Regions from separate parts of the Homo sapiens genome. Here region 1 is linked to region 2. The links are chromatin loops, found by intact Hi-C in ENCODE. Cell type or tissue: gastrocnemius medialis. All regions are shown on one strand. Links, peaks and the distances in the headings refer to the core of each region. The heading gives the core; the rest is flanking DNA.

The links. Hi-C counts contacts between places; a loop is a spot of excess contacts. Peaks named below come from ENCODE experiments on the same cell type or tissue, not always from the same donor. Only the 100,000 strongest peaks of a DNase experiment are listed, where the experiment ranks them.
Region 1: a loop joins it to region 2, with 5 times the contacts of the local background. A loop is called at or near these places in 13 of 110 quality-filtered maps.

What each region holds. Positions count from the first base shown.
Region 1 is chr9:37,594,761-37,610,450 of GRCh38, reverse strand. It overlaps a transcript of FRMPD1 not described here. Among named protein-coding and RNA genes, the nearest start is that of TOMM5, 10 kb to the right of the region's middle. RefSeq lists a silencer at 10,033-10,215. In gastrocnemius medialis, for the core only: no CTCF peak of the experiment used is centred there; a DNase peak (open chromatin) is centred at 7,490; H3K27ac peaks cover 1,211 bases.
Region 2 is chr9:37,660,571-37,676,260 of GRCh38, reverse strand. All of the region lies in intron 1 of FRMPD1 (FERM and PDZ domain containing 1), which reads right to left. It also overlaps the pseudogene RN7SKP171. Among named protein-coding and RNA genes, the nearest start is that of FRMPD1, 17 kb to the right of the region's middle. In gastrocnemius medialis, for the core only: a CTCF peak has its summit at 7,749 (motif pointing left); DNase peaks (open chromatin) are centred at 7,739, 8,060 and 8,370; H3K4me3 peaks cover 1,002 bases; H3K27ac peaks cover 2,379 bases.

The DNA.
Region 1 (15,690 bases), core at 3,875-11,874, 67 kb after region 2:
TAAAAAAATAAAATAAAATAAAATAAAGTCAAGCAAGTCCTAAACCTCACTTTCCTCATTTATTCAGTTATTCAACAAATGGAGTGTCTCTTATGTGCTAGACACTGTTCTGGCCACTAAGGATACTGAAGTAAAAAAAAGAGACAAAAATCTCTGCCCTTGCTTGAGGTGATGGATAGCCCAATGACTCTGATTTGATCATTATACACTGTATGCTTGCATCAAAATATCACATGTATCCCGTAACTATGTACAACTGTTATGTATCCATAATGATTCAAAATTCAAAAAAATCTCCACATTCATGGAGCTGACATTCTATTGTGGGGAAAGAGACAACAAATTAAGAAAACTATGTAGTATGTTCAATGGTGGCAAGTGCTGGGAAGAAACTAAAGTTGGGAAGAAACATGACGACTGCTGGCCGGGGGTAGTTGTAAAAACTAAATGGGGCTTCAGGGCAGGGCTTTCTGGGAAAGTGACATTGGACCTGAAAGAGAGGCAGCTCCAAAGCCTGTGGATAGGGTGTTGGGGAAAGCAGTCCAGGCAGAGGGAAGAATCAGAGCCAAGACTCTGGGGCCCTGAGTAGGCTTGGCTTTCCTGAGGAAGAGCAAGGAGGCTGGAGCCGAGGAAGCTAGTGAGGAAGGCTGAGGGAAGGACAGCCAGTGAGAGAAGACACGGGCCCGTGGAGCCTTTGTAGCCATTGTAAGGGCTTTGATTTCCACTCTGAGTCAGATGGGAAGCCGCTGAAAGGTTTTGAACTTGCATTTTAACAAGAGCACTTTAGCTACCATGATGAACAGACTTGAAGGGGGTGAGGGCGGAAGGTTACTGCAATCATCCGGGTGAAAGAGGATGGTGGTTTGAAGCAGGGAAGTAACAGTGGAGGAGTGAGAAGTACTCTGATTCTGGATATGCTTTATGAAGGTGCAGCAACAGGATTTGCTGACCAGATTGGATGCAGGGTTTGAGAGAAAGAGATGAGTCAAAGATGACTCCAAGGTTTTGGGCCTCAGCAACCTGAAGGCTGGACTTGCCGCTACCTGAGATGAGGAAAACTGAAGGGGAGGAAGTTTCTTGGGGGCAGAGGAACGAGAAGGGAATATTAGGAGCCAAGTTTTAGACATTTTAAACTTGAGATACTTTTTTTTTTTTTTTGAGACGGAGTTTCGCTCTTGTTGCCCAGGCTGGAGTGCAATGGCGTGATCTGGGTTCACCGCAAACTCCGCCTCCCAGGTTCAAGTGATTCTCCTGCCTCAGCCTCCCAAGTAGCTGGGATTACAGGCATGTGCCACCATGCCCGGCTAACTTTTTGTATTTTTAGTAGAGACGGGGTTTCTCCATGTTGGTCAGGCTGGTCTCGAACTCCTGATCTCAGGTGATCTGCCCGCCTCAGCCTCCCAAAGTGCTGGGATTACAGGCGTGAGCCACCATGCCCGGCCTGAGATGCCTATTAAACATCCAAACAGAGATGTTGAGTGGACAGTTGGATGTTTGGTCAGGAATTCAGGAGCACGGTTGGACTGTAATAATATTCATCTGTAAAACTGGGATAATATAATAACACCTACATAATAATGCTTATTATTGGGAGGATTAAACAAGACAATCCATGTGAAACTTTCAGTGTACACAGGGCCTAGCACACAATACGCCCCCAATACATTTCAGCTATTATTCTTATTGAAATTTAAATACTCTTAGTATTTTTATCATTACTATGAAGTTATGAATATGGTTGCTTTTAAGATTAATAAGTTGTTTCTGTGTCAATTCCCAGGAATGATTTGCAAAAGAAAACTAAGTCTTGCCAGGCACAGTGGCAAGTGCCTATAGTTCCAGCTACTTGGGAGGCTGAGATAGGAAGATCACTTGAGCCCAGGAGTTCAAGTCCAGCCTGGGCAACATAGTGAGACCAACTACCCTCCCCCCATCTCAGGAAGGAAGAAAGAAAGTGGAAGGAAGGAAAGAAGGAAGGAAGGAGGGAAGGAAGAAAGGAAAAGAAAAGAAGGAAGGATGTAAAGGAAGGAAAGAAAGAAAGAGAGAAAGATAGAAAAAAAAAAAGAAAGAAAGAGAAAGAAGAGAAAGAAAGAAAGTAGGCAGTGCCTTTGAAATTGGTTTCTAGGCCCCAGAGTTCAAAACTTTGAAGAGTTGGGCATGCATCCTAGTCCTTATAAGTTATGCCATGTTTCTTAAATAATCAGTATGTTACTTCATCAACCCAGAATTTATGTCAAGCTTTGAAAAGGGTTTGACATGGAGAATGAGGCAGTTTATCAGGAGAAATTGAATACGAGCAAGGACCCTGTGGGGAAGACATTCCCAGCCTGTTCACGTAGCCTTCGTGACACAGGGTTTAAATGCAATGCAGCATGAGAACTGACTACCCCGTCTCGCCTTCAATAGCTATAGATGTTATCGCTGGCCACAAGTTTATCTGGCTCCTTTTAAAATTGATTCACAAAAGCCACGACCCATGTCTTCCTGAAATAGCAAGCTTCTCAGAGGAACTTCCCTTGAAGAAACACACTCTTGCTATCGTCTATTAATTTATTCAGTGATCTTTAGCTGTTTTATGTTGGGGAAGTAGAAACAAGAGCTGGTATGGTTTTATTACACATTTCTAGATCTTTGAAGCAGCGAGCTTCTAACATCAAAACCTAAACCATGAGGTTTCTCATTATTTTCACATCTCTTTGAATTTTGACTATAAATCCCCGACCCTGTAATTCTCCTTAATATCTATGACAGGCTTGATGCTCAATAACTACCTATTAAGAATCCTCCTAATCTCCATTTATATGCAAAGGAAAGAGGTGTTGAATGGTTCAAACAATCCAAAAATGCTTGTGTAACAAATAGATGACTAAGGTCACATACAATCACAGACCTTGTTTGATGAATTTAGCAATGGCAACACAACCACAAGGATACAGGTGGATGTACCAGTGAGAGAGAGAAGGAACAGTAACACAAAGGAGGCGCTTTTTCCCCTAATCCTTGTTTTTTTTCCTTAAATGAGGTCACATAAACTGAACTGACTGCTGCTAATGAGGAGGTCATTGCTCAATTAAACTTCATGAAACACCACTTTCATTCCTTTCCCCGGATTCTTTTGTTTCTAATGATTTTTTTGAGATGGAGTCTCACTTTGTCACCCAGGCTGGAGTGCAGTGGTGTGATCCTGGCTCCCTGCAACCTCCGCCTCTCGGGTTCAAGTGATTCTCCCTGCTTCAGCCTCCCAAGCAGCTGGGATTACAGGCACGAGCCACCATGCTTGGCTAATTTTTGTATTTTTATTAGAGACGGGATTTCTCCACGTTGGCCAGGCTGGTCTCGAAATCCTGACCTCAGGTGATCCACCCGCCCCGGCCTCCCAAAGTGCTGGGATTATAGGTGTCAGCCACTGTGCTCAACCATGTTTCTAATGATTTCTACATTCACTGTCACTATGCTTCAAGCAGTGGCTTCATGTGAAAAAATAATAAAAACAAAACCCTTCTCCCTTCTCCCAGGAGTCAAGGACTAACCCCTCAGGGTCTCATAGCCCAGAATGACATGTGAAGGGCCAAGGACTCCCTTACATCTATGGTTCCCTGCAGACACTCCTACTCCAGCCTCTCTCTGGCTGTGTGTCCCAGAACTCTAGGTGGAGGAGAGCTAAGCAATCCAGGAACTGATCATTCTGAACTGAGCCAGTCAAGCTGATCTGTGGCAAGAACTTAATAAATTTCTATCCTGTATCTGTTTTTCTGGTTTAAAGGGAATCTTTTTTGTTTTCTATTAATTTTAAAGTAAATTTTAGTTTTATATTTCCAGCCAAGCTAAGAGGGAAAAGAAAAGAGTTTTGTGCATATTCAGCGTGGTGGTGCCAGAAGAAAACGCTATTTAGCAAGAGGTGCTTTATACACCAACCTCTCTTTGGCTTTAAAATTTAGAACTCAGGGCCACCAGAAAAATACAGGTATCTTTTTGTCCATGGGCAGTGTGACCATAAAGTTTGTCATCCAACCCAGAATACTTCTGAGAGTGAAACAAGGCAATACAAAGAATGCCACCAGTACAACAAGCAAATCAGACATCACTTTCATCACCAAATAAGTCCCTAGTCTACAACAATTTTTTCATCACTCAAGAGGCTTGATCCAATAGATGGTTCCATGGCTGGCACACAGAATAAATGCCCTCTTCCACCGGGATAAATATGCCCTACTGTTTTATGAATACAAGAGCAGGTTTCTTTCCTTCTCCCCTCTCTTATCCAACCATCTCTACTGCCATTTTAATTACAGAGTCCTGTTGCAGATTCTGTCTACCCAGACCTGCCATAACCTTAGCCCCTACATCCTTGCTCCAAAAAGTTCATCCAGGGGTCTACAGATTATACAACCCATCTCCTGATTTCAGTTAGTGGGCAGTGAGCTGAATATTTAAACTTCCGTAAGGCTGAGTGTAGCGGTTCATGCCTGTAATCCCAGCTATGTGGGAGGCTGAGGTGGAAGGATCATTTGAGCCCAGGACTTCAAGACCAGCCTGGGCAACAAAGTGAGACCCTGCTTCTACATAAAATTTAAAAACTACCCAGGCATGAACCTGTAGTCCCAGCTACTCAGGAGGCTGAGGTGGGAGGATCCCTTCAGCCCAAGAATTTGAGGTTGTGATGAGCTATGATCATGCCACTGCACTCCAGCCTGGGTGACAGAGTGAGACCTTGTCTCAGTCAGTAAATAAATAAATAAATAAATAAATAAATAAATAAATAAATAAAATTCTACCAGAATGACAATATGATTTGGAATTAGTCTTATCTGCTGTACAAACCAGGACAGAGGTCCTAAGGCAATTTCCAAAGTCCTATCAGATAGGTGGCCTTTCTCACCATTAGCAGGGGGCTCCTCTAGGGCACAGAATATGTACAATCTAATTCTATATTGACAGTGGCTAGTGCCCAGAGCAGGGGCTGGTGTAGAGTGGGTTCTCAGTATGTGCTATGGAATGACCAGGCTGCTTTCTCATCTCCGTCAGCTCTGGGTTCTTGAGTGCCCATGCTTTTCCTACCCCTTTCAATGCAGTAAGGGGGAGTCCTGCCATGATCTGTCAGCTGGCTGGGTTGGGCTTTGTTGCCAGCCCTCAGGGACTGACTAGCATTCTGCTTCTCCCAAGGATTGTGCTGAGCCAAACAGAGCCTCCCACAGACTCCAGGTACCAGGTTTGGGCACAGGCTGAGTCTGCTGGGTTCCATTCAGTTCAGGAACATCCAGCAAAGTCCATTACCTTCCCAGCCCCAGGCTGGGTACTGGAAGCACAGACTGAAAGTCATATACAATATCAAAAGGTTATATATGCACTGAAGCACGGTGACTAACAGCAACGACTCCACAGTGGAACTGCCTGGATTTGTATTCCAGCTCCACAATGTACTATCTGATTATCCTTGGATGAATATTTAACCTCTCTATGCCTGACTTTTCCATTTGTAAAGTGGAAATAATAGAGCCTGCCTCAGAGGGTTGATGTGAGAATTATATTCAATGATTTAGAACCATGCTTGGCACAGCAGAAATGCTCAATAATGCTAACTATTACTGTTTTGGGGTTTTGGCTCCTCTTCCTGCGGCCCTAATGCTTGGCCCACTTCCCTTCATTCTCCCTGGTTCTGGCTGGTTCCCTCATTTTTCAGGAAGGTCTTTTCTTTGCTCTTGGCCCACTTCAATGCTGAGGACCAAGGACACACATCTTCACGCTAACATTTGGCTGGTGCCTTGTCCATCAGGATTTAAATCCAAAATCTTTATGAGGTTAAGCAATTTTCTACCATCCCTGAACACAAGTGAATCATTACATAACTATTTTTCTAAGAAGGAAAGAAAACCTGGTCCACACAGAAGGAGGACCAGATTTGGAAGGAGTTGCTCTGAGCAAGAAGCCCCTGCTTCTAAGCATACCTTGTGACTACATATTTCCAGTTCTTTCAGGGACAAAAGTGGGTGTTTCCACCCACCTCTCAGAAATTCTGATACAGTGAACAAAAAGAATCTTCTTAGGATTTTTAACAATCACGCTGTTATTTTCTTCTCTACTCACCCTAAGTTCTCTACCAGGTACTAGATCTTCTTAACTAGTAATGATTGGTTACAATATATTTACTCAATTAGGCAAATAGACACTTTTCTTTAATATAATCTTTAATATAATCACCAAAGCCACTACTACCTAGTCAGGAAAGGTAAACTTTGAAATAAACTGGATTTTTTTTCACTTAGATTAAGAAAATGCTGAATTTTTATGATTTTATAGTTCATAGCCTCAAACTCCAAATAATTTTAATTCGCACACTTAACAGTTGCATTCAAAAACACTGCATTGCTGCCATGCCTGCCCCAGCCAAGTTCCAGGTGGTACTCTTTGCATCATCTCCAACACTTAAATTACAGATAATTTCAGTGAAAAGCAAATAATCAAAACTATGTAATAATGAGATTACAGGCTCACTCCTGTAATCCCAGCACTTTGGAGGCTGAGGTGGGCGGATCACCTGAGGTCAGGAGTTCGAGACCAACCTGGCCAAAATGGAGAAACCCCATCTCTACTAAAAATACAAAAAATTAGCCGGGCGTGGTGGCACACACCTGTAAGCCCAGCTACTTGGGAGGCTGAGGCAGGAGAAATATTTGAACTCAGGAGGCAGAGGTTGCAGTGAGCTGAGATTGCACCATTGCACTCCAGCCTGGACGACAAGAGCAAAACTCCGTCTCAAAAACAAAACAAAACAAAACAAAATAAAACAAAACAAAACAAAACAAAAAACCTATTAGCCAATAAACACAAAAACCTCCCCAAATATGATCATTCTATTAAGTATAAATCACAACTGCTCTGCCACCCACCTCCCCCACTGCAATACTTAGGAATGTTTCCTTCTGATGGATCTGAGTTAAATCCTTAAGACACAGCGGTCGAACTATTGTGTCCCAGAAGTCTCTACTTCCAGGATGACTTAAACACATCTCTGACCTAACTCGTTTTTTTGGCTTTGTTTGTTTTTTTGCTCATGGTGCCTGCTAACCCAAACCAATGGTTCAGTTGCCGTATGCTCCTAACACACACTTACCTCCTTCCTTCCACCAGTGTCCACAGTCTTCACACTGATCACCAAATCCCAGCATCAATCCTGGAAGAGACTGTAGAGACCAGCCAATCCAAGCCCTCATTTTACAGATATGGACTCTGGCGCCTACTAAGAGATAGACACTTGGCCAGGGTCACGCAGCTCATTAATGCAAGAGCTGGGACTAGAATTGCTTAACTGGAGATTCATCTCCCTGTGGTGTCATTCTTCTTCCAACTGGTTCTTTTGCCCTTTGCCCTAGTTGGCTTTCCTGCACTCGCACACAGTCCACACCCTCCTGGGATTTGGCAGCAGCCTGTGAGGCTCACCTGGAGTGAACTAACCCAGCTCAGCTGGCCTGGGACTCTTTACCTTCAGAGGAACAAGGATCACGTGGCTCTCCCGGAAACAGAAACACTGTGTGTGGGGATGCACGGGATGTTCAAGTATATCCATCACTACAGGTCTGCCAAGTCCTCCATGCTGAGGAGCAAACAGAGCTTACAAGTCATTTCTAATATCTGAGACTGTTAGGTTCTTTTTTGCTATAATTTCAGGTTACCCTGTAATAAGAGCTTTGGTAGTGCCCCCTAAAATAAACTTATTTACGATAAACATTTACTTAGGAGATAACCAAACAGTTCTCATTTGCTAGGCACTGTGTTGGCATGAGAGATACAAAAATGAGAAGACGTGATTCCCATCCTTATTTTGGTGGAAGAGAAAAACACATAGACAATGGTAAGATATTATGCTAAGTGCTTTGACGCTTGGACAAGAGTAGGCACAGGTCTCATAGACACACAGAAGCAGCAGCTAAGCCAGCACAGGAGAGCTAGTGGAATTTTTTTCATGACCTTTTTATTTAGAATAGTTTAAGATTGATAGCAAAGTTGCAAAGATAGTGCAGAGAATTCCATATACTTCTCACCCTGGTCTCCCCAGTATTAACATCCTGTATTACAGTGGTACCATGGTTACAACTAAGGAACCAGCACTGGCAAGTAACCATTAACTAAACTAGTAAAGACTTTTTGGAAAAGGTGATATCTAAGGTGATTTTATTTATTTATTTATTTATTTATTTATTTATTTATTTATTTTTGAGATGGAGTTTCGCTCTTGTTGCCCAGGCTGGAGTGCAGTGGCGAAATCTTGGCTCACTGCAACTTCCACCTCCCGGGTTCAAGCAATTCTCCTGCCTCAGCCTCCCAGTAGCTGGGATTACAGGCTTCTGCTATGACTCCCGGCTAATTTTTTTCTATTTCTAGTAGAGACAGGGTTTCAACATGTTGGCCAGGCTGGTGTTGAACTCCTGACCTCAGGTGATCTGCCCGCCTCGGCTTCCCAAAGTGCTGGGATTACAGGCATAAACCACTGCACCCAGCTATTTCTGAATGACATTAGGAATTAGCCAGATGAAGAGATAGAAAAAGGGATTTTGTGTGTGTGTGTGTTTTTAGTAGAGACGGGGTTTCACCATGTTAACCACGTGGTCTCAATCTCCTGACCTCGTGATCCTCCCGCCTCAGCCTCCCAAAGTGCTGGGATCACAGGCGTGAGCCACCACACCTGGCCAGGAAAAGGAATTTTAATCAGAAAGAATTCATGTGCAAAGACCTATCTTCCCACCAACATCATCCCTTTTTACTCTCTTCCTCAACCTGTTGCCTCTTCTTCACTCTTCCTCTATTCTTCTCTTTTCCCACTCAACCTCCCGCCTCTATCTCCATACACCGATCTGCTGGATGTTCCCTGAGCTCACCAAACTCTTTGCTTTGGGTCTTTGCACTATAAAATGTATATTTAGGAAGATCACTCAGGCTGCAAGGTAGACAACGCACTAGGGAGGATAAGACAGAATAAAGACCAATTAATGGGTGGCCTGAGCAAAAGTGGTAGTAGTGGGAACAGAAAGAATATTATGACTTTTGGAGATATTAAGGAGATAGAATCAACAAAACTTAGTGGTTAATTCAAGGTAGGGCCTATGGGTGGGGCAAGAGTCAAGTTGACTCCCAGATTTCTGGCTTTAACAACCAGAGGGAATGGATGGTAGTGCCAGTCATTGGGCTAGACAGCATAAGAGTTAAGATTGATTAGAAGAGTGCTATGGTTTGAATGTGTGACCAAAATTTCATGTGTTGAAAATTTAATCCCCAATGCAACAGTATTAGGAGGTGGAGTCTAATGGGAGATTTAGGTCATGAGGGCTCCACCCTCTTGAATGAATTAGTGCTCTTATGAAAGGGCTTTCAGGAGTGGGCATTCTCTTGCCCTCCCACCTTCTGTCATGTGAGGATACAGCAAGAAGGCCCTCACTGGACCAGATGCCAGCACCTTGATCCTGGACTTCCCAGTCTCGTTATAACTGAGAGAAAATAAACTTCCGTTCTTCATAAATTACCCAGTCTCAGATATTCTGTAATAGCAGCCCCAAATGGATTAAGACAGATGGGAAGAGGATTGGTTCTGCCTTGAACAGGTGAAGTGTGTACCCATGGGACATCTGAGAAGACAGTGAAGTTAGGAGGTCGGTTGGATATACACCTCTGTGTTTCTGGAGAGAAGTGAGCTGGTGACATATGTGGTAAATCATTAGCCTAAAGATGGCATTTGAGGCCAGGCAAGATTGCCCATGGGTACAGAAGAGAAGGGGATCCAGGAGAGGTCCTTAAAGAATGCTGCCATTTAAGTGTGACCCAAGGAAGAGTGTGGAAGGAGGCTATGGAGCATCTAGTGAGGTGAAAAGAAAGCTAGAGAATGTGGTATCCCTGAGGCTAAGAGGGGAGAGCTTTCCTGAAAAGGCCATGTGGCGAATAGTGTCAAATGCTGCAGAGGGTTTGAGGCCCACAAGAATCTCCTGGATTTGGCAATAAGGATTTCTCTCAAAGGAGGAGTTTCAGAGAACAGATGGGGCCAAAAGCCCAACCTGTCCTTAGGCTGCAGAATAAATAGGAGGTGGCCGGGCATAGTGGCTCACGTCCGTAATCCCAGCACTTTGGGAGGCCGAGGTGGGTGGATTACTTGAGGTCAGGAGTTTGAGACCAGCCTAGCCAACATGACGAAATGCCGTCTCTACTAAAAACAAAAACAGAAACAAAAACAAAAAAACAAAAACAAAAATTAGCCAGGCATGGTGGCACGCACCTGTAGTCCTAGCTACTCAGGAGGCTGAGGCAGGAGAATAGCCTGAACCCAGGAGGTGGAGGCTGCAGTGAGCTGAGATCGCGCCACTGCACTCCAGCCTGGGCAACAGAGAGAGTCCCCATTTCAAAGAAAAAAAAAAGAATAAATAGGAGGTGAGGAAAAGAGGACTGTGGGTGCTCTGCCACTTTTTAAAAAAGATTTACTGTGAATCAGAGGCCAGGGATAATTTAAATGGGACTGACTAATGATAGCAGATACTGGGAGTTTTTTGGTTTGGGTTTGACAGGGTCTTGCTTTGTCACTCAGGCTGGCATGTGGTGGCACGATCATGGCTCACTGCAGCCTGTATCTCCCAGGCTCAAACGATCCTGCCACCTCAGCCTCTGGAGTAGCTGGAACCACAGGTGTGTGCCACCACCATGACTAACTAAATTTTTTTTTTTTTGGTAGAGATGGGGTCTCGCTTTGTTGCTCAGGCTGGTCTCAAACTCCTGAGCTCAAGTGATCCTCCCGCCTCAGCCTCCCAAAGTACTGGGATTACAGCCATGAGCCACCATGCCTGGCCTTTTAGATACTGTTGTGGTTAAAAAAAAAAAAATTACTTGCTCCATTTAGAGTATGCTCAATTCATAATTTTTCTACTGAAAAATTATGTCTTGTTATTAGTAGTAGCTACGATTTATAAAGTGTCCACCATAAGCCAGGCACATTATGTACATTATTTTATTTCACTCTTTTTTTTTTTTTTTTTTTTTTTTTTGAGACGGAGTCTCGCTCTTTCACCCAGGCTGGACTGCCCAGACTGGACTGCAGTGGCGCTATCTTGGCTCACTGCAAGCTCCGCCTCCCGGGTTCACGCCATTCTCCTGCCTCAGCCTCCCGAGTAGCTGGGACTATGGGCGCCCGCTACCACACCCGGCTAATTTTTTTTTTTGTATTTTTAGTAGAGACGGGGTTTCACCGTGTTAGCCAGGATGGTCTCGACCTCCTGACCTCGTGATCCACCCGCCTCGGCCTCCCAAGGTGCTGGGATTACAGGCGTGAGCCACCGCGCCCGGCCTAAGCACATTTTCATAACGTATGCATGTGTCTTTTGTGTAATGGGGATGGGATGGGAATGATGGCAAAATCAGCTCTAACCTCTGCAGGGAGATGGCTAGAAATTAGTATGTGCTCTAAATGATGTCAATGCAAACTAAGCCCTCAGTACATTTTACTTTTCCTGCTGCAAAATAACTTCTAGCACAAGAAAGCAAACCTCTTCTAAAAACAAAATCTCCCATTTCCTTGTTTGTAGTTCTAAAGGCCTGGAGACCTGACATCTACACCCTTGGCCAGAGTGTGCCCTATTCCTCAGAAAAAAGAGGGTCACTAGGAAAAACTGAGAACTCTGAATTTAAGGTAGTAATTCTAATGATCAGGGAAATTTTTAAGTGTGCACAAAATAAGTGCTACAAGGATGTTCACTGAAGTATTATTTATAGAGAAAATATGTAAGCAACTGAATACCCAAAGGAAGAGATTTAGTAAATAAATTATGGTAAATCCATATACTGGAATGCCATACAGCCATCATTAATGATGTTTAGAGGAATATTTAAAGATATAGGAAGACAGTCAATATCACTTAATGAAAAATGCAGGTAAAAACAGCATATACTAAATGTTCTATTTTTGTAAAAATACACAGATATAAATGCGTGTGGAGATATATATATTATATATATATGCCTACACTCACACACACACACACACACACACACACACACACAAGAAAGAGCAAGAGCTGTACATGTATATGATAGAAGAAAGGCCAAAAGAATTACCATCAATATGAGTGGTTGTAGTATTATGGGGAATTACTTTTTTTTTCTTTACTTTTGTATTGTCTAAATTTTATTATAGTAAACATACTTTTTTATAAAAGAAAGAAAGTTATTTAAAGTATGACATGGGTTTTATATAATTATATTGCTGTAAATAAATACAAGCAAATACATTTTAAATTTCATTCTATAACTCTGCCTATGATAGACTAAAATTATTTAATTGATTTTTATTTAGCCAAACAAAAAACAACCTGTTCTAAAAGAGTGAGAAATAAGTAACTATATAAGACTAATAGGTAGGGTCGGGTGTGGAGGCTCATGCCTGTAATCTCAGCACTTTGGGAGGCCAAGGTGGGTGGATCACTTGAGGTCAGGTGTTCGAGACCAGCCTGGCCAACATGGTGAAACCCCATCTCTCCTAAAAATACAAAAATTAGCCAGGCGTGGTGGTGCACATTTGTAATCCTAGCTACTCAGGAGGCTGAGGCAGGAGAATTGCTTGAACTCAGAAGGCAGAGGTTGCAGTGAGCCGAGATTATGCCACTGCACTTCAACCTGGGCAACAGAACAAGACTCTGTGTCAAAATAATAATAATAATACTATGTAGTATTTGAGGGAAATTTCTTTTGGGGACAATTTCCTTTCAATCTAATATACAAAGCCAGCAATTTTTAAATTCTAAACACTAGTAGATATGAAATGCATTCATTCACTCATTCACTTGGGGGTACTTACTGAGTTTCTACCATGTAAATACCTGTCCTCGGTTGCTTGGAGGATGAAAGAATGAGCGATGACATGTTCCTTGTACTTGAGGTGCTTGCAGTCTACATGGCAAGAGATCAAATATTCATGAATTATCCAGACAACAAAGCCCTAAAGGTTAGAACTGAGAACGGGGTGTCATAGAAAGCAAATGCCAGTGAGGTGAAGGTTATCAACATTCTACCTCCCTTTAAGGTTCAAAGGTCCCCTCTTCCTAAAGAGGCATCTGTCCCTTAGTGAGCAGTAATTTCTAGAAGTAAGTTATCCTCTCTGCTAGGTGAGGACTCTGGTTAGCATCTATCATGGAACAATCCTTACTGAGAGCCCAAGGGTCCTTTCTTTGTCCTGACCCTTATTTCATTCATCTTGGTTCTGAGTGGACTTTAAAGTCAAGTTTATTTTAGGAATTCCAGGCCATGTTCACCTCCTGAAGGAATGAGGAAGGAGAGGTGTGGGACTGGATAATAACACAGTCCAGATTAACAACTGGTGATGGGTGAGGCAATGTGGAAAGAAGGGCTGCCTGTAGTCTATTGATGAGTAACAGCCACCCCTTATCCTGTCCCTCCCAAGCTGGGGTTTAACAACACTCCATTCTTTTCATCTTTACTTCTGAGGGGAGGATCGTCAATGAGAATATTCACAGTTAAAGTATCGAAACCAACAAGGTACGATGGGGAAAGGGGCTAAACTGGGAGCCCAGAGACCTATCCTAGTCCAAGCCAGTTCTAACTAGCGTCCCTTTGGGCCTCAGTTTCCCCATCTGCCAAATGAAGGGGTTGAACTGTTCAATACTCAAAGCCTATATAGCTCCCTATAAATTAGGAATCACAAACTTCCTGTGATTTTATGTTGGATTTATTCCCCAATCATGAGTCATCAGTCAATCTCTGACCTTGCAAATACAAATTCCTCACCAGTGATGAAAATTAAAGCACTTAATTCTCTTATGAGTAGGTTGTACACTCTGAATGATGTGTACTGTACTGTCTGGGAAGTCGAGGCAAAGGAAATGGCTCTTTAATCCCTCCTGGGATCTAAATGGAAAACAAGACAGGCTGTGACATCAGCTCCCATTTCCTCTGTGATCAGACTAAATAATACAAATATCAATATTAAATTATGCGCGCATACTTTTTATTTTTGCCTTCCACGGCAAATCACAGTGAATCCTTTGCTCTTAGCTTTTAGTTCAAGGTTATGTAGGAAGAACAGGAAAGATGAACACAGAATTACAGCATTTTTAGAAATGTGGGCAACTTTAAAGATTAGACCCAACCTCTAATCATCCCATCATTGAGGAAGAATGAGGGGTCCAAGATATGAAATAGCTCCATCCAATGTTGACTTCCTGAAGCATATTTTCTCAATTTGCCTCACCTAAACCCACTGTCATTGGACAATACCACCACCTACATGCCAAATAAATAAGCACTTTTTTAAAAAGCCAAAAAAGAGAAGCGAATCTCTTTTCATGAGTTTCCTTCATTACAACTAGATGAACCATGCAAGGGGAAAACTGAATTCACCAGGAGGAACGTATCTGAGACAGGAATGGGTCATCCTCCTAGCCTGTAACCAACACCAATTCTTCACTCCAAGATCTAGCTACCCCATATTTCTATCCACTACCTACTTCTGTCTCTACAGGTACGCAAGCACCAGACTTAAGAAAATTGTTATGAAAATAATACTGCCCTTTAACAGGCTAGCCGTTTGCTACCATATCACCTACCGGGTGTAAAGGTGCTGCTTTAGCTGGGCATGGTGGCGCTTGCCTGTATCCCAGCTACTTGGGAGGCTGAGGCAGGAGGATCCCTTGAGCCCAGGAGTTTGAGAATAGCCTGGGCAACATAGCGAGACCCTGTCTCAAAAAATTAATTTAAGAAAGTACTGCTTTAATTTAGGGAATAAAATTCAAATGCTTAAAATCTGTTCTTTTCACCAAGAAACATTATTTTTGGCTAATTTATCCCGTCTTTCATTTCCTATGAAAGTTACTCAAAAGCATCTCTGCAGAGAAAATAAATTGATAGTTTCATATGTGAGCTGTTTTTCTAAATTTTATCAGCATTAGGGGTTGAAGTTACTGGAACCACGTAACAAGAACTCACCCCTTCCCAATCACTTTGCCTCACTATTCGGATGGATGAGATATGCCTTATTTTTACATCCATCCTATCGTGGAACACACACACACACTGACCATTTTGATGTCTGACCATATTTGATGATATTTTCAAAGTCATACACTCCATAACAGAAAGTTCTAGATGACACAATTAAAATTCAAGATGCATAGGTGGTTTTAAAAAATGCATAGACTGTTAGAACTGGAAGAAACTTTCAAAAGCATCTCAATATATGCCTTCCCTTTCCAACTAAACAAATGGAAGAACTGGGTGCAGTGGCTCATGCCTCGGTCAGGAGACTGAGGCAAGAGGATTACTTGAGCCCAGGAGTTTGAGACCAGCCTGGACAACACAGCAATATTCTATTTCTAACAAAATAGAAAAAAATAACCAGGTGTAGTGGCACGTGCCAGTAGTCCCAACTACTCAGGAAGCTAAGGCAGGAGAAGGACTGCTTGAGCCCAGGAGTGTGAGGTTGCAGTGCGCTATGATCACACCACTGCACTCCAACCTGGGCGACAGAGCAAAACTTCATCTCTTAAAAAAGAAAAAAGAAAATTAGCCGAGCGTAGTGGCACACGCCTGTAGTCCCAGCTACTCGGGAGGCTGAGGCAGGAGAATCGCTTGAACCCGGGAGGCAGAGGTTGCAGTGAGCCAAGATCACGCCACTGCACTCCAGCCTGGGCGACAGAGCAAAACTCAGTC
Region 2 (15,690 bases), core at 3,167-11,166:
AGAAGCATGCTTACTGCATGTCTTCTTCCTTGAATTTCCAAAAAATGAGAACCAGAAACCATGTAACATTCCAGAAAAAGCCTTTTCTGGATTTAATGTGAGTATAAACCACAGGCCATAAAGCCATATCTATGCTCTGGGTACAACTGTAAAAGTGATGCGGAGCGCAGACAGGCGAGAACACAAAACAAGCTTGATCTGATGGATGCTGGGTTTAGGCAGCCAATTCTTTTTGTTTCTATTTTAATTCCCATTGTTACTGTTTGTGCAGCAATGATACCTCTTTTAAGGATTAGAGAGATGATCTCTCAGAAGAGAATCAAAGCTTTACAGGTTGAAGCAAAGGTTCTCCAGGGAGTGGCAACAGGACAGGTGAACACACACCAGTTCGAGCAGCAGCAGGTGCACACCTCGTTTTGCCCTGGCACTGCGCCCTGTGTGGCTCTCAGCAAGTCTCTTCTTCTAATACCTCCATTTCCATCTCTAGATCTAGAAGGATTCTAAGGCCCCTGCCACCTCCAAGTTCATAATTCTGACTGGTGGAGAGGTCAGATCAGAGGTCTAATCTATTCTCTCATGTGCAGGCACTCACCAGCCCATGCTGGGACACACCTGTGGCACCTACATCATGAGCACCATTAAACACCCTACTCTCCCCACTTCCCAAGCCCAGAACCCAGGCATCCACCTGAGAGTCTTTGTACCCTCCCCCCATATCCAACCACTTTCCAACTCCTGTAAATGTGACCTCCTTAACAATCTCTCAAGTTTCCACTTCTTTCTATCCCCACCACCATCACACACATTCAGGCCACCATGATTTGTATTTTTTTTTTTTTTTTTAGACAGTCTCACTCTGTCACCCAGGCTGGAGTGCAGTGGCACGATCTCGCCTCTCCGCAACCTCCATCTCCCAGTTTCAACCGATTCTTGTGCCTCAGCCACCCGAGTAGCTGGATTACTGGTGTGCGCCACCACTCCGATTCATTTTTATATTTTTAGTGGAGATGGAGTTTCACCATGTTGGCCAAGCTGGTCTCAAACTCCTGACTTAGAGTGATCCAACCACCTCAGCCTCCCAAAGTGCTGAGATTACAGGCATGAGTCACCGTGCCCCACCATGATCTCTTCCTTACGTGGATCATTGTAGCACCCGGTCTCCCTGCCTTCAGTCTTGCTCCTCTTCCAATCTATTCCACACACCACAGAGTAATCTTTCTCAAAGATGAAAGTTTGACCTTGTCACTTTCCTGTATACAACTCTATAATGTCACCCCATAACTTTTAGGATCATTTTTTAGGGCCCATGGTGTGAATTCTAAAGCCAGACCTCTTGGGCTCTGATATGGTTTGGTTTGGCTGGGTCCTCGTTTAGATCTCAACTTGAATGTATCTCCCAGAATTCCCACATGTTCTGGGAGGGACCCAGGGAGAGGCAACTGAATCATAGGGGCTAGTCTTTCCTGTGCTATTCTCATGATAGTGAATAAGTCTCACAAGATCTGATGGGTTTATCAGGGGTTTCCACTTTTGCTTCTTCCTCATTTGCTCTTGCCGCCACCAGGTAAGAAGTGCCTTTCGCCTCCCACTGTGATTCTGAGGCCTCACTAGCCATGTGGAACTGTAAGTCCAATTAAACCTCTTTTTCTTCCGAGTCTCAGGTATGTCTTTATCAGCAGCATGAAAACAGACTAATACAGTAAATTGGTACCAGTAGAGTGGGGTGTTGCTGAAAAGATACCCCAAAATGTGGAAGCGACTTTAGAACTGGGTAACAGGCAGAGGTTGAAACAGTTTGGAGGGCTCAGAAGAAGGCAGGAAAATGTGGGAAAGTTCGGAACCTCCTAGAGACTTGTTGAATGGCTTTGACTGAAATGCTGATAGCAATATAAACAATAAGGTCCAGGCTGAGGTGGTCTCAGACGGAGATGAGGAACTTATCGAGAACTGGAACAAAGGTGACTCTTGTTATGTTTTAGCAAAGAGACTGGCAGCATTTTGCCCCTGCCCTAGAGATTTGTGGAACTCTGAACTTGAGAGGGATGATCTAGGTTATCTGGCAGAAGAAATTTTTAAGCAGCAAAGCATTCAAAATGTGACTTGGGTGCTGTCAAAGGCATTCCGTTTTAAAAGGGAAACAGAGTATAAAAGTTCAGAAAATTTGCTGCCTGATGATGCAATAGAAAAGAAAAACCCATTTTCTGGGAGAAATTCAAGCCAGCTTCAGAAATCTGCATAAGTAGCAAGGAGCCTAATGTTAATCCCCAAGACAATAGGGAAAATGTCTCCAGGCCATGTCAGAGACCTTCATGGCAGCACCTTCCATCACAGGCACAGAGGCTCAGGAGGAAAAAGTGGTTTCATAGGCCAGGCACAGGGTGCCCCTGCTGTGTGCAGCCTAGGGACTTGGTGCCCTGTGTCCCAGCTGCTCCAGCCATGGCTGAAAGGGGCCAATGTACAGCTTGGGCTGTGGCTTCAGAGGGTGGAAACCCCAAACCTTGCCAGCTTCCACGTGGTGTTGAGACTGCAGGTGCACAGAAGTCAAGAATTGAGGTTTGGGAACCTTTGCCTAGATTTCAGAAGATGTATGGAAATGCCTGGATGCCCAGGCAAAAGTTTGCTGCAGGGGTGGGGCCCTCATGGAGAACTTCTGCTAGGGTAGTGCGGAAGGGAAATGTGGGGTGGGAGCCCCCATACACAGTCCCTACTGGGGCACTGCCTACTGGAGCTGTGAGAAGAGGGCCAACATCCTCCAGACCCCAGAATGGTAGATCCACCAACAGCTTGCACCAGGAGCCTAGAAAAGCCGCAGACACTCAACGCCAGCCCATGAAAGCAGCTGGGAGGGAGGCTGTACCCTGCAAAGCCACAGGGGCGGAGCTGCCCAAGACCACGGGAACCCACCTCTTGCATCAGCTTGACCTGCATGTGAGATGTGGAGTCAAAGGAGATCATTTTGGAGCTTTAAAATTTGACTGCTCCACTGGATTTTGGACTTGCATGGGCCCTGTAACACCTTTGTTTTGGCCAATTTCTCCCATTTGGAATGGCTGTGTTTACCCAATACATGTACCCCCATTGTATCTAGGAAGTAACTAGCTTACTTTTGATTTTAAAGGCTCATAGGCAGAAGGGACTTGCCTTGTCTCAGATGAGACTTTGGATTGTGGACTTCTGGGTTAATGTTGAAATGAATTAAGACTTTGGGGAACTATTGGGAAGGCATGATTGGTTTTGAAATGTGAGGATATGAGATTTGGAGGGGCCAAGGGCAGAATGATATGGTTTGGCTGTGTCCCCATTCAAATCTCAACTTGAATTGTATCTCCCAGAATTCCCACATGTTCTGGGAGGGACCTAGAGGGAGGTAATTTAATCACGGGGCTGGTCTTTCCTATGCTAGTCTCATGATAGTAAATAAGTCTCATGAGATCTGATGGGTTTATTGGGGGCTTCCACTTTTGCTTCCTCCTTATTTTCTCTTGGTTCTTGCCTCCTGCCATGATTCTGAGGCCTCCCCAGCCTGTGGAACTGTAAGTCCAATTAAACCTCTTTTTCTTCCCAGTCTCGGGTATGTCTTTATCAGCAGGGTGAAAACAGACTAATACAGGCTCATATCTCAGCCATGCCACTTGCTAGATCTGTGACTATGGGCAGGTTACTTCACAGTTTTGTGCTTTGGTTTTCCCACTTATAAGATGCCAGTAACAACAGTACCTACCTCATAAGGTTGTTGTGAGAATTAATGAGGTAATGCATGGAAACAGCTTACAACAGTACCAGGCATTTGATAAGCCCTTCGTAAGTGGTACCTGCTGTTATTATTTACAGGACTTCAAGGACCTACCTGTGCAGGCCCCACTCCCCCTCTCAAGCCTCTTCACTTTCCTCTGTCTTACTGCTCTCCACTTCCCAGGAGGTTCCAGACCTAGTGGATCTCTTCCTTTTTTGTTCATGGCACGGAGCCTCTGCATGTGCTGTTTCATTGCCAGGTACACCCTTCCTGCTGCTGGCTTCTCCAACTGACTTTTTAAATAGGTTTATTGAGATATGATTCACATAGCATACAATTTACCAATTTAAAGTACACAAGTCAATGGTTTTTAGTATATTCATGGAGCTGTGCAACCATCACCACAATCCATTTTGAAGCATTTTCATCACTCCAAAAAGAAAGAAACCTCATACTCATTAGCAGTCCATTTCCCCCCAGTTGTCTCCCCGCAAGCTTAGGCTAACTAACCTACCCCAATTGTTTTGTTTGTTTGCTTGTTGTTTTTTGTTGTTGTTGTTTTGAGATGGAGTCTTGCTCTGTCACCCAGGCTGGAGTGCAGTGGCACGATCTCAGATCACTGCAACCTCTGCCTCCCAGGTTCAAGCGATTCTCCTTCCTCAGCCTCCTGAGTAGCTGGGATTACAGATGCCCACCACCACGCCCGGCTAACTTTTGTATTTTTAGTAGAGATGGGGTTTCATCACGTTGACCAAGTTGGTCTCAAACTCCTGACCTCAGGTGTTCCACCCGCCTCGGCCTCCCAAATTGCTGAGATTACAGGAGTGAGTCACTGTGCCAGCCCCCAATTAGTTTTCAGGTCTCAGTTTATATCCCACTTGTTAAGTTTTCTCTGACCTCTACTCGGGGTCGGTGCTTTCACAGTACCCAGTATTTTCCCTCTCTCAGACTATATTTGACTATTTACTTGTATATATCCCCTGCTAGAATATAAGTTCCACATTGAGCAGGGCCGTGGTTGTCTGATTCACCATGATTTTTCAGTGCCTAATAGATGTTCACTAAATACTCATTGAATGACTAAAATCAATGGTGCTAACTAGCCAAAGCCAAGGCCCTATAAAGAGAGCCCTACTGAAAAAAACAACGGTAACAGAGCCTTCTCTATACTACAAATACTAGAAGTCATAACATATTTAAATATTCATGACATTCAAGTTTCCTACAACTATTCCCATTAGAGCCACCACTGAAATAAGGCAGATCCTTGCAAAATGAGTTTGATTTAGGCACTTTAACAAAGTAAGTCCTTGAGTGAGAGGGAAAACAGCTCTGGAGGCTGAGTAGGAAAAGGCAAGAAAGAGCCTTTAGGTGTTCAATAGCCTTTAGGTGTTCAATACTTGTAGATTTTATGTGATCTAGCATTACCAGGTTATTACTGGATAAAATGAATATGAACACATTTTGTTTAAAAGAAAATGTTCAAAAGAAAAGAAGGAAGAAAGAAGTTAGTTCTGGAAGTTTCCTATAAAGCCATTCTGATAAGTGATTCTTATTTTCCTGCAGATTCCCCATTATAACGTTACAGCTGCATTCCCCAGACAATAAACTATGCCCTGGATGCTTATTTCAAAATCCAACGATCACCAGAAGAAAGGCAATTACCTCCCAATTAAACATTAAGACAATTTTTCAATCTATCAACAAACTGCTGCAAAGCAGTTACAAAATAAAAACAACGAAAGTCTCCCTCTCACATACTTCAGTCTACTTCACATGCTGATGGCAGATTAACTTTACTGAAAGCACAGCTTGGTCATACCTCCCCCTTATTCAAAACCCTTCAATGACTCCCCATTGCCTTCAGGATAAAGAACAAACTCCTAAGTGAGTATTTGAAGATCCTTCTCCATTTGACACTGACCTAGTTACATGGCCTCATTTCTTTCTAATCATCTTCACATAACCCCCATCCTAACAAATTGCACTGAGCCTCCCGCCATGCTTTGATCTTTTTGCACCTTTGCCTAGAATGTTATTTACCCACGCCCAAACTCTCAATGTCAAATTCCACCTCCTTTTAAGCTTCGTCTAAATGCTGCTGTCTTCATGAAGTCCTCCCTGCTGTCCTCCTCCCTCATACATGCTTTCTACCATCTCTAGGCTTCCACAACCATTTTACTAAAGATGATTCTCCTGTATTTATCACTGGCTAGCTTGGATTATAGTTATTTTTGAACATGTTCTCTACCTCCTGATAAACTCGAATACGTCTCCCCCAGCACTTAACATGAGCCATGCAAATACAAGGTACAAAAAATCTGCAGAATGAATGAATAAAATAACAAATAAATGATAGAAAACCCAGTATAATACAGTTAGACACAGTCTAATTTATCAGTGTGCTTAGAGAAGTAGCAAGTTTTAAACGCAGAAAACATACCTCAGTGGTTGAGACGTTTTTTTCTACCTGCAAACCTGTTTCTGTTCAAATCCCCTATTTACTTTCTTTTTTCTTTTCTTTTTTTTTTTTTGAGAGAGAGTTTTGCTCTTGTTGCCCAGGCTGGAGTGCAATGGCGTGATCTCAGCTCACCACAACCTCCGCCTCCCGGGTTCAAGCGATTCTCCTGCCTCAGCCTCCCGAGTAGCTGGGATTACAGGCATGCGCCACCATGCCCGGCTAATTTTGTATTTTTAGTAGAGTTGGGGTTTCTCCATGTTGGTCAGGCTGGTCTCCAACTCCCGACCCCAGGTGATCCACCCGCCTCGGCCTCCCAAAGTGCTGGAATTACAGGAGTCAGCCACCACGTGCCCAGCCTATTTACTTTCATTTTTGGCCCACCTATCTTTCACTCCTGCTAGGTGTGTGTGTATAGTAGTAATGCAGAGAAGCAGAAAAAGGGAATCATTATTCAAAGCTAGCAGCAGCAACAGAGAAACTCTCTCTTCGGTAAAGAAAACTCAGAATCCATAAAAGAAAAAGAAACAAAGTGAGTCACTGCCCTGGGTGTCAAACACATGGAGAGGATGACTTAAGCCATGGCAGGCAATGGTTCTGTAACTTCACTGCCTATCAGATCACCTGGAGGACTTGTTAAAACACAGGTTGCTGGGCCCCACCCGCAGAGTTTCCCTAGGTCTGGGGCGGGGCTGAGAGTTCGTATTTCTCACAGGCTCTCGGAGAATACAGGTGGGGACCATACTTGAAGAATCCTCAATGCAGACCATCAAAGGAATCAAGCAAGTCAAGGTCAAGGGATCAGCTGTGGTATATGGCATAGGCATTTCTAAAACTAGAAGATTCATTTTAATTAAGACATACGGAAAAGTTAAATTAGGTAGTGATTTTTTTCCCCTTCTCACTCACTTGTAATTCAGAGGCTAAATTCCACAGAGCTGACCAGAGAGGCATGGACAAGGAAGTTAGGGGACCTGGATCCAAGTCCTGATTCTGTCACTAGTTAGCTGTGTAACCAAAGATTGCTCATTATCCTCTCAGGACATCATTGCACCATCTGAAACAGGGATTTATTCAACGTGAAAGTCTCTAGCCTGGGGTCTCACATCCTATGATCCCCCAATTTTGAAAACCTGTTGGCAAGTTAGTTCCAAAAGTATTTAATGATTATCTTATTTATATATAAAATGATTAAGGATGCTGCCTTTTGAAAACACAAAACAAATGTGAGAAATAATTACCAGTTAAATTTGAGAAGAACCCATAATAAATAAATTGCGATTATGAACACTGAAAGAATCTTAATCAAACAGGTTTCATAAAGGATAAGTGCTCAAGAACAAATATACCGTGGAAACAGGTTTTTTTTAAGATATGGAGAAGGTATCACAATTGAGAAGAACCAAAACAGCCCCCTTTCCAAGAACAGTCTAGAGAAAGCAGCACACGTTACAGAATGAGCAAACACCAACTCACCAGTGGCACAGAGCTGAAGGGACTCTTCCTCGGAAAGAAATCCACACCTCTTCCCCCTGCTGGCAGCTCCCCTCCATCCCAGGACACTGCTCCCGGGCCTCCCAGCACACAGCTATTTTTAAAGATAAAAGGCCACATTCCCAACATTGCGGCCACAAGAATGTGAATATCAAATGACCTTCCCATAGCTCATCGATAAGCCCAAGTAAAACCGACTGCCAGGCCATGTGGGCAAAGTTGGGTGGTATCTCTGTGGCACGGGCCCCCTCCTCACAGGAGCATGACCCTCCTCATCTGCGGATACTGGGCAGCTGCAGCTATGCCTGTCAACATGTCTGGCTTCTCTCCTTTCAGCACGACAGGCACAGGAGTCCTGCAGATGGCATTCTCATCCTCAAGACCTCAACCACTTGAGCCAGTCGAGAGAGGAAACCCTAGAGGTCCTTGATTGGCAAACTGGCTTCCTCTGTGCCAAGGGCAACACAGAAGATGACACCCAAGGTCTCATGATGCATCCATTTTATAGTTGTAGAGTTTATTCTGTGCCACATAATACTTGGTCTCCTGCTAGTTCTGCCCAGTTGTGTTCAGTTAAAGTTAATAGCAATGGCATTAGCTCACTAAGCCTCACAGCATCCCAGGGAGGTAGGTCACCCCTAAGCACATTATCCCCCCTTAACAGATGGGGAAATGACGCCACAGGAAGATTAAATAACTTGCCCAGCCTCACACAGCCTGCCACAGGTAGAGCAGGAGATGATCTCAGCCCTCATGCCGGCTCATGGACAAAGAATACTCTGGATAAAGCCCTTTGCAATTTTAGGATCCCATGAAGTGTGGGTGGTTTGCATTACAGAGGTTGAAAAAGAAATAAGCACAGGGGTAACCTTCTTTTTTTTTTTCTTTTTTTGAGACAGAGTCTCCCTCTGTCACCCAAGCTGGAGTGCAGTGGCACGATCTCGTCTCATTGCAACCTCTGCCTCCGCCTCCCGGGTTCAAGCAATTCTTGTGTCTCAGCCTCCCAAGCAGCTGGGATTACAAGTGTGTGCCACCATGCCTGGCTATTTTTTTTTTTTAATTTTTAGTAGAGATGGGGTCTCACCATGTTGGTCAGGCTGGTCCTGAACTCTTGACCTCAAGCAACCCGCCCGCCTCAGCCTCCCGAAGTGCTGGGATTACAGGAGTGAGCCATTGTGGCCAGCCCAGGGGTAACCTTAAAACTGCTTCAGGCCTGGCACAGTGGCTCATGCCTGTAACCCCAGCACTTTGGGAGGCTGAGGTGGGCAGATCGCTTGAGGTCAGGAGTTCTAGACCAGCCTGGCCAACATGGTGAGACCCTGTCTTTACTGAAAATACAAGAAAATAGCTGGGCTTGGTGGTGCGCACCTGTGGTCCCAGCTGCTTGGGAAGCTGAGGTGGCAGGATCGCTTGAGCCTGGGGGAGCAGCAGTTGCAGTAAGCCAAGGTCACGCCACTGCACTCCAGCCTGGGTGACAAAGCAAGACCCTGTCTCAGGAAAAAAAAAAAAAAAAGCATGCTTCAATTGTCTCTCTTTTCCCATGTCTCCCCAGAACACCATAAGAGAGGAATACTTTTTAATACACAGCTATGAACTGAAAGATGGTATGGGCACTGATGCAAGGCGAGGACGGAACCGACTGGGAGGCAGCAAAGGGCCTCAGTGAGGAAGGATCAAAGGAGAGGCGAGGCCAAGTAGGGTTCTATCAGTGACTCTGTACCTCAGAAAGCTAGGCACAAACTGGTGACTGCTAGCCTGAAATTATGCCCGTTTCATTCCTTTATGCATTGAGTACTTGCACATCTCTTCAGTCAAGAAGCTTGAAAAGTCATCAAGGAGTGCACATAAATCACTGAAATACAAAGTAAAAAAGAGTAAGGACCAGTGCAGAGAGGCTAGTAGAACACCTGGGAGTTTGGTGGTGGGAGATCCCATCCAGCTGTGGATAAAGTAGAGTGAGCTATCAGGGAAGGCTTTGTGCAGGAGGTGAGCAGAGCGTGAAGGACAGGATAAGACCTGCAGGGGTAGGGAGAAAGGCAACGGGGGCACACCAGGGGAAGGGCATAAAGTGCACAGAAGGGAGATGGCACTGGGCTACCCTGAAGACCAAAGGTTCAGCTTAGCATGAAGACGATGAGGCATAAAAGGTATGTGAAATAAAGTGGAGGTATCGGGGTAGGAGTGGCAGGTGGAAGAAGCCAGATCACCAAAGGCCTTAAGTGTGGGACTAAGGACATTTACATTTCACTCCTAGCCACAGTACTCAGCATTGTGCCTTGCTCACAGTAGACACTCAATAAGTGTTAGTGGGGCAAAATGCAGGAAGGCAATTTAATTTCTGAGTAACGCAGAACAACTGTGAAGAAGACACCCAAAAAATGCCCCCATTTTCTTTTACCAATTGATATCTAGTCAGGAGAACTCCTACTACCTACCTAAAATTTGCTATGTTCTGCCCCACACGGAGACCAGGGAATACTTGCCATCAGCTTCTCACCCAAGAACACTGTGAAAATTAACGATGAGGTAATGTCTGAAATGCTCAGAGCTCTTTGGAGATGTATGGCAAAAGGCATCACTATCTTTAATATTCAAAGTGATTCTACCCAACTCTGATCTCTTTTTCTGCAGACTAATGTTACGTCCACAGGATAAGGTGATGCCAGATTGACCCCTAAATAAACCTCTCCAACAGACAGTGCCAACACAGGTGCATACTGCTGAGCCCTCACATGTGGCTGCTGGGGTCCAGAACCATAAGGCAGGAGTGGTTTCTGACCACCCCAACGTTGCCAAAGACTTCAGGAGCAAAGTGCATTAGGTAGAAAGTGATCTTCTGCGGGACCCCACTTTTAAGCATGAGAAAGCCCAGTGAAGACTTCAAGGGGAATCATTTTAGCAAAACCCACATCCTAAGCCAGTTAACATTTTTAGGTCTAACGCAGTGCCCAAGAAAGGAAGAAATAAGAATAGCTCCCTGGGCTCAATTACAAATGGAGTGGAAAAAATAATTTCAGAAGTTCAAGGGGAAAAAAAATCAATCTATTTCCTTCCCCCAAAGCTTTCACTTCTATAAATATACTCACACAAATGGACCTAAGACCACTCTTCCTTCTGAAAACACCACCTGTCTGGAATTTGCAAGATAAATGATGTGCTCATTTAGTTTTCCACCTAGTGACGCTCAAACAACGCTCTCCAAAAGCTTATCTCTTTTTCTTAATTGTCACTTATTTCCTCCCTCTTATAAAAGTAATACATGTGGCTGGTAGAAAATTTTGAAAGTTTTCTTTTTTGGAGAGAAGATAATAAAAATTGTCCACTAAAAGCTATAAGTTGCTAATTACTCTTCCAGTCTTTTTGTGTGAAAAGACACATTTTCAACATAATTGGGAACTTACCATATATGCTGGTTTCTAAACTGAAAAATATACACTGTAAACATTTCCCTGTGTCTTTATTATTCTACAACATTATTGTTTATTTGCTATAGATAAGAGTGCCATTTTTAAAGCTAAGTCCCTATTGCTGGATATTTGGTTTATTTTCGATGTCTGTATTACAAATATGTTGAGATAAACATCTCTGAAAATACATCTGTAATTATTCTCTTAGGATAAATTCCTAGGAATGGCACTGCTGGGTGAAAGACTATACAAGTTTTTAATGCTTTTGATATAGCCAAATTGCCCCCCACAAAAGCTATCCCAATTATGCTCCCTTGGTCAGTAGGAAAACTACTTCCCCCAATTACTCAGTCACCCCTAATTTATTAGATTTATAAGGGGGCTTCTGTTTGCAGTTCTTTTCTTTGCTTTTATTGCTGATTTTATTTGTAGTTCTTTGATTATTCCAGAGTCAGGTTTTTCCCCGAATGTTTAGTGTCTATAGCATATCTTAGAGAATATCTTTACTGTGTGCTTCTATTCATCAAAAAGTTGATGTCCTCGGATGAAGCTGGAAACCATCATCCTCAGCAAACTAACACAGGAACAGAAAACCAAACACCGCATGTTCTCACTCATAAGTGGGAGTTGAACAATGAGAACACATGGACACGGGGAGGGGAACAACACACACCGGGGCCTGTCGGGGGTGGGGTAAGGGGAGGGAGAGCATCAGGACAAATAGCTAATGCATGTGGGGCTTAAAACCTAGGTGATGGGTTGATAGGTACAGCAAACCACTAGGCACATGTATACCTATGTAACAAACTCGCACATTCTCCACATGTATCCCGGAACTTAAAGTAAAAATAAATAAATAAATACATACATACATACATACATACATAAATGTCGATGCCCTACATCCCCTCCAAAGGGCATCTCCCCCACCCCACCACCAAGGGCAGCCCAGTGGTCTCCCTGCTCTGAATCTGTCACCCACATTTTCATCTCGGTGCCCTCCACTCCTCTCTCAGGAAACATTTCACAGTTCCAGCAGGTGAGTCAGACACAGAACCTAATAATCAGTCATTTATTCAGTTATTCATTTATTCAGGTGATAGCTCTTGGGCGTCTGTCATGCTCCAGGTACCATACTGAAACAGAAGTAGAGTCAGCCCTTCATATCTGGGGCTTCTGCATCCGTGGATTCAACCAAACTTGAACTGAAAATATTCGGGGAAAAGATGCATGGTTGTGTCTATACTGAACATGTACAGACTTTTTCTTGTCATTATTCCCTAAACAATACAGTATAACAACTATTTACATAGCATTTACACTCTATTAGGTATTATAAGTAACCTGGAGATAATCTGAAGTATACAAGAGGATATGCATAGGTTATATGCAAACATTACACCATTTTATATAAAGGACTTGAGCATCCATGGATTTTCTTATCTGCAGTGGGGTCCTGGAACCAATCCCCTATGGGATACTGAAGGATGACTATATAGACAAAACACTACGAGAAACCAGGAGAGGCAAAGTCACGAGGTTAGAACAGCAGAAGAACACTAGAATTGAAAGATAACTAGGAGTTTTACTGGTAGATGGAGTGTGGCAGTGGAGAGGGTAAGCAAAGGAAATAGCATGAACAAAAATCCAGAGGCCTGCTAGAGCCTTGTGCATTGAAGAAATGTTTTCATTATTAAGGCATGAGAACAACAGGCTGGAGGATGAGACTGAAAAGTTAGCTCAAGCCTAATTCCCATGCTGAGTTCACCTGCTGATCAGCCCCCTCCCCCTGCATCTCCACTCTGGCATGCAATCCCCACCTGGCCCATCTCCAATGCAGACTCCTCCAAAAGACTTCCTGAAGAACCATCTTCAGCATCCATCTATCCAGATCTCTCAGCCTGGGGCAGAAATCCTGGCACTCACACCAATTTACTCAGCAATCCCCAGTGAACAGATCATTCTGTTCACTGACTCTTGGGTATAAGACTTACTAGTCCAGCTACAAAAGAAATTTCTGGCTAATGATGTCTCTTATACCCCTAGGCTGTCAACACTAGGCTAAACTTCTAATGGGCAATCAATAAAAGCCTACGGTATCTAAACAAATTAAATTGGGCAGACTAAATACAAGAGAGGGATGAGTGTGCACAGGTTGTACGCATCTAACTGTCACCCAGACAGCTAGGAAAATTGAAACTGTCTTTGAAAATGAGCTTCTGAACACAATCATGGCAAAAGATAGATTAATTCTCTTTACGCATGTAATTCTGCATCTTCCCAGACATTTCTCAGGCACACAAACAGTACTTGTTAAACTGAGCTGCATGTCCCAAGAGCTTCTGTACATAAAGGTCAATCTATTCTGAAGACTTGGATATTTTTTTTTTCTTTCCAAGAAGGCAGGAGAATAAGAGAGGAAAGAAGGTCCCTCACATAGGTCATCTCTGCTGGGATTTTCCATACTGATAATTCCAATTCAAAGCAAAAAATCCTAGTGCCACCTGGGAAGACCTGGTCTCCATCATTCATATTTTTATGTAGTAACAAACATTTCTAGATAGCTCCTCCCTGAGGGCAGTGGGCCCATACATTGATCAAGTGGCTAGTCTCTCCCTGTTCTGGTTCCGATCCCTCAGCCCTGTATTCCCTACCACAGCATTCATGATGCTGACTTCTTATTTGTCCCCACACTAGGCTGTGACCTCTGTAAGGCCAAGGACTGTAACTCCATCTGTATTTGCTCTGGGGCCTAGAACATCACTTTCCAAATAATGAATGGCCATGGTTTGAATGTACCCCCCAAAGTTCATGTGCTAAAACTGTGATCCCCAATATGGCAGTGATGGGCGGTGGGGCCTAATAGGGGATGTTTGGAACATGGGAGCACCACCCTCATGAACAGACTAATGCTGTTATTGCAGGAGTGGGTTTATTATTGTGCGATTGGGTTCACTCCTCTTGCCCTCTCTTTGCCCTTCTGTCATGGGATGACACAGCAAGAAGGCTCATGAAAGATACCGGCCTCTTGATTTGGACTTCCCTGCCTCCAGAGCCACAACCAATAAATCTTTATTTATTATAAATACCCAGTCTGTGGTATTCTGTTATAGCAACATGGATGTGAGGGCAATCTGGCTGTGACATCTGTCACCCCACTGGTCACCAGGTTTGATTCAGCTGATCTGGCTGGCTAGGCAGGTGTCCCCTTCCTCCCTCACCACTCCATGTGCATCCCTCCCGAAGCTGCATTCTTGGTCAAAGAGGACAGCCATCCCCGACAGAGGAGGACTGGTCTTTGGTCAAGGGTATACGAGTAGCTGTGCTCCCCTGCTGGAACCTCCAAACAAGCTGTTAGAGCAACACAAAACAGTCTAAGACATGGATTATCTATGCTGTGAAATTAAATGTAGTGTCAAAGCTGTAGAGGACCTTGGATATAACCTAGCCCACAGATAGGAAACTGAGGCCCAGACAAGGGGAAGCAACCTTCAAATTCACACAGAGAGGTGGTGGTAGTTTGCAGGTGGAAGAGAATAAGAAACAAACATGTCAGGAATGCCGTAAGCTTGAGGAATTAGGACACTGGGGGGCTTTATGAAATTTGGAAAGGATGAGAACTTGAGGCAAAACTAAACTTTGTTCTGGATAGCCTCTAACACACAGAACCAGTCTTATCTCTCTTCTCCATGACAGCCCTTCAGATAACATAAAAAGAATATTAACATTTATTGAATATTTACCATGTGTAGGTGGAAAACAGGGGTCATTATATCCTCCCTGTATCTTCTTTTCTGTAAGCTTAACATGCACAGATAATCAATTAAGAAAGCAAGTAAACAATGGGCCTCAGATCATGCAACTGGTAAACTCAGGCCTGATGAAGTCAAAGGCCTGGGTACTTCCCCCTGCACCCTCCTGCCTCTGTGACTCTAGTACTAAGACTACAAGGCACCAAGAAGAGCCAGCTGGACCGAATTAGCAAGTTCCCAGGTCAGTCTGGCCATGTCACAGAACAACAGGCAGCAGTTCCAGGGGCTGGACATTAGGTCCACCGCCTCCCTATCCTCTGAAAGTGCAGAGAGGGGGCACCACCCCTCCAAGTCTCTACTAACTTGGCTGATATAGCAAACCAACTCCAGGAGAGAATATAAGATGGAGAAACACAGAGGCCCACATATGCTCTTGACTTAGCCAGGATACTACTGATGACTGTAGAGACCAATGAAGGCAGCTGGGAGCCAGATGCAGCTAAGGAAGTAGTCATAGCCATGCATTCATTCATTTCATCGGTCAACACTGTACCCCCCAGGCCTCCTTCTGGGCTCCGTACTGAATGAGCAGCAAGGCTCGGTCCCTGCCCAGGAAGCTCACAGTCAAGTGGGGAAGGTTACACAGCAACACCCCATGACCACACTGTCTGGGGAGTATTGCCTTGCAGAAATGAAAGTGCAGGAGGGAAGGCTCCCAAAGTCTGGAAAAGATATCCCAGATAAAGCATCATATTTTGATGTGGGGATATTTTGAAGTGGCTATACCAAACAAGCCTTGTCAAAATGGAAAATCACTGTTCTTTAAACCCATTGTTTAAACCTACT